Regions from separate parts of the Homo sapiens genome. Here region 1 is linked to region 2. The links are chromatin loops, found by intact Hi-C in ENCODE. Cell type or tissue: endothelial cell of umbilical vein. All regions are shown on one strand. Each heading gives the region's core, and the rest is flanking DNA. Links, peaks and the distances in the headings are about the cores only. Region 1 overlaps CMIP (c-Maf inducing protein). Region 2 has its middle 18 kb from the start of MIR4720.

Region 1 (4,393 bases), core at 116-4,115, 110 kb before region 2:
CTCCTGGAGAATCCCGGGGTGGAAAGGAGCCCACTCCAGCCAGGTGGTATGGCAGATCAGCTTGCAGTCCTGTCATTCACTCAACAGCCGTTTCCGGAACACCTACTATGCGTGGGGCCCAGGCCAGCCGCGCTGGCTGTCTCCTCAACTCCAGCCTCTTGCTGGGACCTTGGCAACCAGGCCCAAGAGAAAGGCGGCTCCTCTGAATAGCCTGCTGGCAGGAAGCCCCACACTCTGGGTCTGGTGAGCAGCAACGGATGCAGGCAGGCCCCGCTCTACGAAAACTCGATCTAGGGGGAGAATCTTCCAACCTACCAAGAAGAGGAAAGAACTCAGAGGTTTACCAGAGGGCAAGGGATCAAAATCAAAACTCAAAAGCTCCCACCAGCCAAAAATGGGCCAACCGGAGCATCCAAAAGAATAGTAACTGCAAGGAATTGAAATTCATCAAATAAGCCGGACATGGTGGCTCACGCCTGTAATCCCAGCACTTTGGGACGCTGAGGAGGGCGGATTGCTTGAGACCAAGAGTTTGAGACCAGCTTGGGCAACATGGAGAAACCCCATTTCTACTAAAAATGCAAAAATTAGCTGGGTGTGGTGGTGCGTGCCTGTAATCCCAGCTACTTGGGAGGCTGAGGCAGGAGAATTGCTTGAACCCAGGAAGCAGAGGTTGCAGTGAGCTGAGATCATGCCACTGCACTCCAGCCTGGGTGACAGAGTAAGACTCTGTCTCAAAAAAAATTATTATTTTAATTATAATTATTTTGTGGCCAATTAATTTTATTAATAAAAAAGAAATTCATCAAATATAAATTTAAATCCATGAATTCATGTTGATATTTAAAAAAAAACCTTTGGAAGATGCTACAAAATCAGTTTATTACTCTAAACTTGATACAAAGGGGAAGAGTGAAGCATTTCTGCTGCCTTTCCTGTACACACTAAACATTGCAACAACCATGTAGCTGATGAAGTGAAGCCCTTCTTCGGATGATCCCATCTGACAAATGAGGAAGGAAAGGTAGAGCTAAAACACCTGCCCTTTGCAATCTCTAATGAAATAATGCACCTGAGCAGTGATTGCTGGTGCCCACTGGAACATGAGCAGGAAAGGTGATGGGGGTGGTGATGGATAGATCAGGCAGCCAGCACCAGAACCTGCCCATCAACCACAGCAAGAAAGACCCCCACCAAGGCATGAGGGACCCTGGAGTGAGGCAACTGGAAGTGCACAGAAACACCTACCTAGAGAGGAATCATGCCGAAAATTTTAATCCAAATCAACCAAATCTCTAGATCAGTGCTCTCCAATAGAAATACAATGCAAGCCACATGTTTAAAACTAAATATTCTAGTAGCCACATTTTAAAAAAGTAAAACAGGTGAAATCAATGTTAATAATATATTTTAACCCAATATATCAAATATATTATCACTTCAACATATAATCAATACAAAAAATGAGTAGTGAGATACTGTATATTTTTTTTCATACTAAGTCTTCAAAATCCAGTGTGCGTTTTACACTTAGAGCACATCTCAATGAGGACCTCATTTCAAGTGCTCAGCGACCATGTGTGGCTGGTGGCCGTGGTATTGGACAGCACAGGTCTAAAACTAACTAGAGGCCAGGTGCAGTGGCTCACACGTGTAATCCTAGCACTTTGAGAGGTAGAGGTGGGCAGATCACTTGAGCCCAGGAGTTCGAGACCAGCCTGGGCAACATGGTGAAACGCCATCTCTACAAAACATACAAAAAATTAGGCAGGCGTGGTGGTGCACACCTGTAGTCCCAGCTACCAGGAAGGCTGAGGTGGGAGGATCATCTGAGCCTGGGAAGTTGAAGCTGCAGTGAGCCACGATCATGCAACTGTACTCCAGCCTGAGCAACAGAGTGAGACCTTGTGTAAAAACAAACTAGGAATTCACAAGGTATGCAGGAAATCTACAGGAAATACAGGGAACAGAGGAATGTGTTAAATGACACCATGAGGAAGCAATCAGCAAAACTCAGAATATGGAAAATTCTACAGGGCAGATGACTAACTTAAAGAGATTGTAAAACCTTCAGTAAGCAAATACAGGGTGTAGACCACGTCCGGAATCTTAAATGAGCAAACCAATAGTAAAAATCATGAATGAAATAACTAGGGAAATGTGAACATTGGACATTTGATATCAAGGAATTATTGTTAGTTTCTTAGGCATGAGGATGGTATTACATTTATATCTATTTGTTAAAAGATACTTTATTTTTTAGAGATTCCTATTTAAGTCATTTCTGATGAACTAACAGCATGTCAGGGATTTGCATCTAAACAGTGGCTGGGAGAGAGGGAAGCATACAGAGGCAGCTACACCCCAAGACTCATCATAAGCTGGGAACTGTTGAAGCAGATGATGAGTACATGGGGGTTCATTTTACTCCCCCATGCTCTCAGTATATGTTTTAAAATTTCCCAAAGTTAGGCTGGCAGCTGTGGCCCAAGCCTGTAATCCCAGCACTATGGGAGGCCGAATCAGGTGGATCACCTGAGGTCAGGAGTTCAAGACCAGACTGACCAATATGGTGAAACCCCATCTCTACTAAAAATATAAAAGTTAGGTGGGCAAGGTGGCATGCACCTGTAGTCCCAGCTACTCAGGAGGCTAAGGCAGGAGAATTGCTTGAACCTGGGAGGTGGAGGTTGCAGTGAGCTGAGATCTCACCACTGCACTCCAGCCTGGGCGACAGAACAAGACTCTATCTCACCAAAAAAACAAAACAAAACAAAATAAAGGTTTGTGATTTGTGATTTTTTTTGTTTTAATGAAGGAAAAAAAAACATTGGTCTTGGACTGGTCCATCACAGTATCTGAGAAAGGTGGTAGTGAAGTGTAATTTTGAAAAGACCTGGAATCGCACCTCCAGGACTTAAATCCTGGCTTTGTGCCTGGCTGGTTGTGTGACTTTGTGCATGTCCCTTTGCTTGCTAAACCTCAGTTTACTCACCTCCTAAACAGGGCTACTAACAATAGTGTTTCCTCAGAAGACTGTCAAAGGATTAAACTAATCCAAACCAAGTGCTTAGCTGAGAGCACATAATAATGTTAGGTGGTAATAACACTACCATTATTGACATTGTCATCATTATTATTAGCAAAAACATCAGTGATGAAGTGATGAGGGCGGCCATCATGGTCCCACTTGGGCGACTCACACCCAGGGAAACAAGGGCCCTGACACCTGCTCCGTGGAGCTCCTGGGCAGCTGTGAGGAGCGAGCACCCCCTCGTCCCCGATCAGACCTTGAGAACTATAACACAAAGAGGGTGGCAGCCCCGCAGCAGGATGCTGACGTCACTGTCGTCAATACCTTGATAGAGGCCCAAGAGACAAAGTCACAGCCAAAGTGAGCAGAGCTTTTGCCAAACGCCCCATTAAAGATACAGGAAAAGCATCCTCATCTAAAATCCTGATGGAAATTGATCAGAAAATGAGGTTCAATTTGCCAGCCAGGTCTGATTCAGGCATACTTCCTTTGGGGCAGGACTTCTCCGTGAGGGCAGGATGTCCGGAGCTCCTGACAAAGGGGCCCCCAGCCAATCACTGCATCAGATCCATCACACTTCCATGCTCCTGCCCACCAGGAAACTCACCTGTTCTCTCCTCCCTGGTTAAGGGAGACAGGAAGACAGCAAGCTGAGGGGTCTGGGTCCCAGTTAAGACCCAGCCCCAAGGATGTGCAGCTGGGGCAGGTAGGCCTCAAGAGACATCTGTTCAGACCATGCCCTTGGGTTATCCAGGCAGCATTCCTGAAACCAGGGTTGGAGCCCTGACCCCAACCCTAGGGTAGGGCTCTGCTTAGGGCCGCCCTGGCTCGACCTGCTCAGGATGACCAGAGGGAGGCGGACAGAGTGGGCGGAAGGGAAAGACAGCCAGACTATGACCCCCGAGTACCTGCACATCAGGCACCAACATGAAAGTCATTCCCATTTTTAGAGCTAAAAAACCAGAAGCTCAGAGAGGTGCCAGAGGCAGTGCACGCAGGAAGGAGGCAGCCCCAATGTCAAACCCAAGTGCCTATCTCCAAAGCCAAACTCCCACCAATGTGTTATGCCGAGCTAGGTGACAGGAAGCAAGCCCCCAGACACACACACAGGCAGGGAACTGTGCAGGCTGAGGGCACATCAGCATCATTCCGGTGGGCTCTCCAGCTGGGTGGTCCTGCCCATGCCACATCTCTCTGCACCTGCTTGCGCATCTATAGGATGGAGCTAAAGAGAGCCCTGTGGGGCAATGACAGCTGAGGACACAGGAGGTCTGCCACACGGGGAGCACACGGTGTTGGTGACACCTGCAGACACCTGAATGAATCTGTTCTTCATGAGGACCTGCTGGCACTTTTTCT
Region 2 (4,393 bases), core at 265-4,264:
ATAAGTTAACAGGTTACTTTCACAGTATGCACATTCTAAAGCCCTTGTTTTCACAAAGAGAGAGGAATACCTTTTATGTTAATAATAAAAAGTAGTTTCCCTGTTTGATAAATGTGCAAATATTTAAGGCTGTGGAGAAATAGGGACACTTTTATACTGTTGGTGGGAGTGTAAATTATTTCAACCGTTGTGGAAGACAGTGTGGCGATTCCTCAAAGACCTAGAACCAGAAATACCATTTGACCCAGCAATCCGATTGCTGGGTATATACCCAAAGGAATATAAATCATTCTGTTATAAAGATTCATACATGAGTTTGTTCATTGCAGCACTATTCACAATAGCACAGACATGGAATCAATCCAAATGTCCATCAATGACAGACTGGATAAAGTAAATGTGGTACATTTACACCATGGAATACTATGCAGCCATAAAAAGGAAAGAGATCATGTCCTTTGCAGGAACATGGATGGAGCTGGAAGCCATTATCCTCAGCAAAGTAACACAGGAACAGAAAACCAAATACTACGTGTTCTTGCTTATAAGTGGGAGCTGAACATTGAGAACACATGGACACAGGGAGGGGAACAACACACACTGGGGCCTGTCAGCAGCGGGGTGTGAGGTGAGGGAAAGCATCAGGATAAATGGCTAATGCATGTGGGGGGCTCAATACCTAGGTGATGGGTTGATAAGTGCAGGAAACCACCATGGCACACGTTTACCTATGTAATAAACCTGAACATTCTGCGCATGTATCCCGGAACTTAAAATAAAATAAAATTTTAAAAAGTGGAATTTGGGGGTGTCACAGTTCCTGCCTGGGCCCCCCATGGTTGGGCTCTGGCTGTCACTCAGAGGGATGAGGCTGGAGTGCCAGGCCCCAGCCAGATCAGGAAAGGCCTCAGAACTCACATTAAGGAGCTTGAATTTCATCCCGAGTTTATTGGGAAATTGTTGGTGGATGTTAAGTAGGAAGTAATGTGATCAGATTTGCATTTTAGAAAAATCAGTCTGGCTGCAGAGTGGATGGTGGAAGGGAGCAGGGCAAGGCTGGAGCCAGGGAGGACAGTTAGGAGACTGCTGGGGCCATCAGGGTGTACGTGTGTGTTGGGGAGGGGGCAGTGGTGGTCTGAGTCATCCAGAGGGCATATTATGGTGGCATGGATCATTTGGAGGGGGGGGGTATGGTGATGGCTTGATTCATCTGGGATGGGGTGGGGTTTACAGTGGCCCCCATCTTCTGTGAGGCTGGGGGAAGAAGTAACTGTGACCTGGATTAATAACTGGGCAGTGGGGAAAAGAGCCATGTGCAACCTACCCTCTGTGGCCCGTGCCAGGCACGGCTCATGTAACCCTCCTAGCAAACCTCTAGGGTAGCTCCACTGTGATTACTGCCAGCATTTTACAGGCAACGGCACAGGTGCACAAAGGGCTTACCCTTGCCACGGTCACAGCGGCGGGACCCCGGCCTCAGCAGCGGGACACCAAAGTCTGAGCTCAGGCTCAGAGAGACGTCCCAGCACTGTTTCAGAGGCAGCACTGTGGGGTCTCAGGGCTGGATTCCGGCTCGGGGGCAGGGTAACTTGTGTCTGGGTGGACTGTTCATGGGCTGCCCACCCTCACATGTGGACAAAGAACTCAGTTCCTGCTGTTCAGCCCGGAGCCGCCACCTCAGACCTGCTCATGCTGCAAATGGAGGGAAGGTGGCCCTGACCTGGGTGGGTGCAGAGGCGGCGCAGCTTCCCCAAGGCAGGCATGGACCAGACCGAGCTCTGACGCTGAAGGTCATGGGCAGCCCCGAGTCAGGGCCATGAAGGGTGCGGGGGACCCGGCCCACCATGCCTCTCCACCATCGCCAGTGTCCAGCGATCCCTTCCGCACCGGACCTGCCTGGGAGGGGAGAGGACAGCGGCCGCTACCTTCTTCTTCGCCGCGGCCCTCGTGGGTTTGGGGCGCCCTCTGCTGGACGCTTTTATGGCCTGCGGTCTGATGCCAGGACGGCCTCAGGGGTTTGGTGACGGGACTGGGAGGAAGTCACAGGGAGAAGGTGGCCGGCCGATCCCCTGCCGTGAGAAGGAAGACACAGGGCAAACGAGCCTATGCTTTTCATCTCCCAGTTTTCGTGCCTCTTTCAATAGGGGTCTACCCCGTCGGCACCCCTAAATCCCCCACCCCATCACCCACTACAGACTTTTAGTGCATTTTTTATTTAGAATTCATTGATCCCACAATAATCAATTAAAATAATATTATTTATTCAAATTATTCAAATATTATTCAAATTATTTTAATGGTTGGAAGTACTCTTCCTGCTTATGTATTGATTTATTGGCTAGTATTTGGGTGCACAGAACCACTCCCGCTAACAGCTCTCCCTGGAGTGGCCATGGTATGCCCCATTCTCCATCACCCAGCTTCATCTTCACTTCTATTTTTTTTTTTTTTTTTTTTTTTGAGACAGAGTCTTGCCCTGTCGCCCGGGCCGGAGTGGAATGGTATGATCTCGGCTCACTGCAAACTCTGCCTCCCCGGTTCAAGCGATTCTCCTGCCTCAGCCGCCTGAGTAGCTGGGATTACAGACAGCCACAACCACACCCGACTAATTTTTATATTTTTAGTAGAAATGGGGTTTCTCCATGTTGGCCAGGCTGGTCTCAAACTCCTGACTTCAAGTGATCTGCCCGCCTCAGCCTCCCAAAGTGCTGGGATAACAGGTGTGAGCCACTGCACCCAGCCAAATCTATTATCAAGCCCATTATTCAGATGAGAAAACTGAAGTCCTGGCAAAGATTAAGTCCCGTGTCCAAGGCCCTCGATCAACGCTGGGCCAGATTCCCAGGCCAGTGCTCTCTTTTGCCTTGCCAGCCCTCCTGGCAGAGCTATAGCAGGCCCTGGCTAACACACAGGGATCCCCGACTTGTGCCTGCTATGCCTCAGTTTCCTCCTCTGCAAAATAGAGATAACGATAACAGCACTTACCTCAGAGGGATCATGTGAAGAGGAAAGGAACTAATACTTACATATATAACATTCTTGGCCAGGCGTGGTGGCTCACGCCTGTAATCTCAGCACTTTAGGAGGCCAAAGTAGGAGGATCCCTTGAGCCCAGGAGTTTCAGACAAGCGTGGGCAACGTAGTGAGACCATCTCTACAAACAATTTACAAGTTAGCCAGGTGCAGTTGCATGCACCTGTAGTCCCAGCTACTCAGGGGGCTGAGGGGGGAAGATCGCTGCCCAGGAGGTCAAGGCTGTAATGAGCCATGATCGTGCCACTGCACTCCAGCCTGGGTGACAGAGCAAGACCCTATCTCAAAAGAAAAGAATAAGCATTAAAATACATACATATATATATAAAATAAAATCCTTAAAGCCTGGCACAAGATGACTTCTCAACAAATGTGGGGGCGAGACGCGGTGGCTCACACCTGTAATCCTGGCACTTTGGGAGACCGAGGTGGGCGGGTCATCTGAGGTCAGGAGTTAGAGACCAGCCTGGACAACATGGTGAAACCCTGTCTCTACTAAAAATACAAAAACTTAGCCAGGCGTGGTGGCGGGCGCCTGTAATCCCAGCTACTCGGGAGGCTGAGGCAGGAGAGTTGCTTAAACCTGGGAAGTGGAGGTTGCAGTGAGCGGAGATTGTGCTACTGCACTCCAGCCTGGGCGACAGAGCAAGGCTGTCTCAAAAAAAAAAAAAAAAAAATCAACCAAACAAAAATGTGGGGTTTTAGTATCCACCAGCCTAGTACTCTCAGCCCTGGTTGCAAATCCACCTGGGAGATTGATTGTAATTAACCAATTAGAGCAGGACTGCCTCTAATTGGTCTCAGGTGGAGCCCAAACACGGGCGTTTGTGGAATCTCCCCAGGTGGTTCTCATGTTCAAGCAAAGGTGTAAAGTGCCAGGCCAGAGCCTCCACCGCAGGGCTGGTGTCCTGGGTGCCCAGGACAGTGGGCGGCAGCTGGCAGGTGCCAGGAAATGCTGAATGGCTGCTTCATCGCCCTTGGTGTCTACATTGCTTGTTACTCAGCATCGGGAGTTTAGATGTCATCTCCCATCAGTTAGGAGGGAGGTCACCCACTCAGACCTAGGTCATCGGCTCTGAAATAAAGATGGGCTTTGTCCCATTCTGAAATTCCCTAATCCAAACATGAAGTCATCCCAGCCCTGCCTTTGGAAGTTCCACTCAGGACTGAGCCAAGAAGGAGCCTGCCTCTTTCTTTCTAAAGTCACAGGCTGCGGGGCTCTGGATTCCCGGGATACGTCCAAAGGAGAAATTTGGGTCTAGCAAGGATAGGGGGTTGAGCAGAGGTCACTGAGCTCCCGCCACGGGCATGGATCCGGGCTCACCCCTGCCAAGTTTCTTGAATCCCTCTCCCGGAAAGG

The links. Peaks named below come from ENCODE experiments on the same cell type or tissue, not always from the same donor. Only the 100,000 strongest peaks of a DNase experiment are listed, where the experiment ranks them.
Region 1: it touches region 2 in a loop (5-fold over the local background); 8 of 110 quality-filtered maps call a loop at or near these places.

Annotation. Positions count from the first base shown.
Region 1 is chr16:81,509,098-81,513,490 of GRCh38, reverse strand. The region is part of intron 1 of CMIP (c-Maf inducing protein); the gene reads right to left. Among named protein-coding and RNA genes, the nearest start is that of MIR7854, 23 kb to the left of the region's middle. RefSeq lists enhancers at 1-100, 1-638. In endothelial cell of umbilical vein, for the core only: no CTCF peak of the experiment used is centred there; DNase peaks (open chromatin) are centred at 190 and 2,000; H3K27ac peaks cover 3,078 bases.
Region 2 is chr16:81,401,282-81,405,674 of GRCh38, reverse strand. No RefSeq gene overlaps it. Among named protein-coding and RNA genes, the nearest start is that of MIR4720, 18 kb to the right of the region's middle. RefSeq lists an enhancer at 1,848-1,927. In endothelial cell of umbilical vein, for the core only: a CTCF peak has its summit at 1,963 (motif pointing left); a DNase peak (open chromatin) is centred at 1,954; H3K27ac peaks cover 2,432 bases.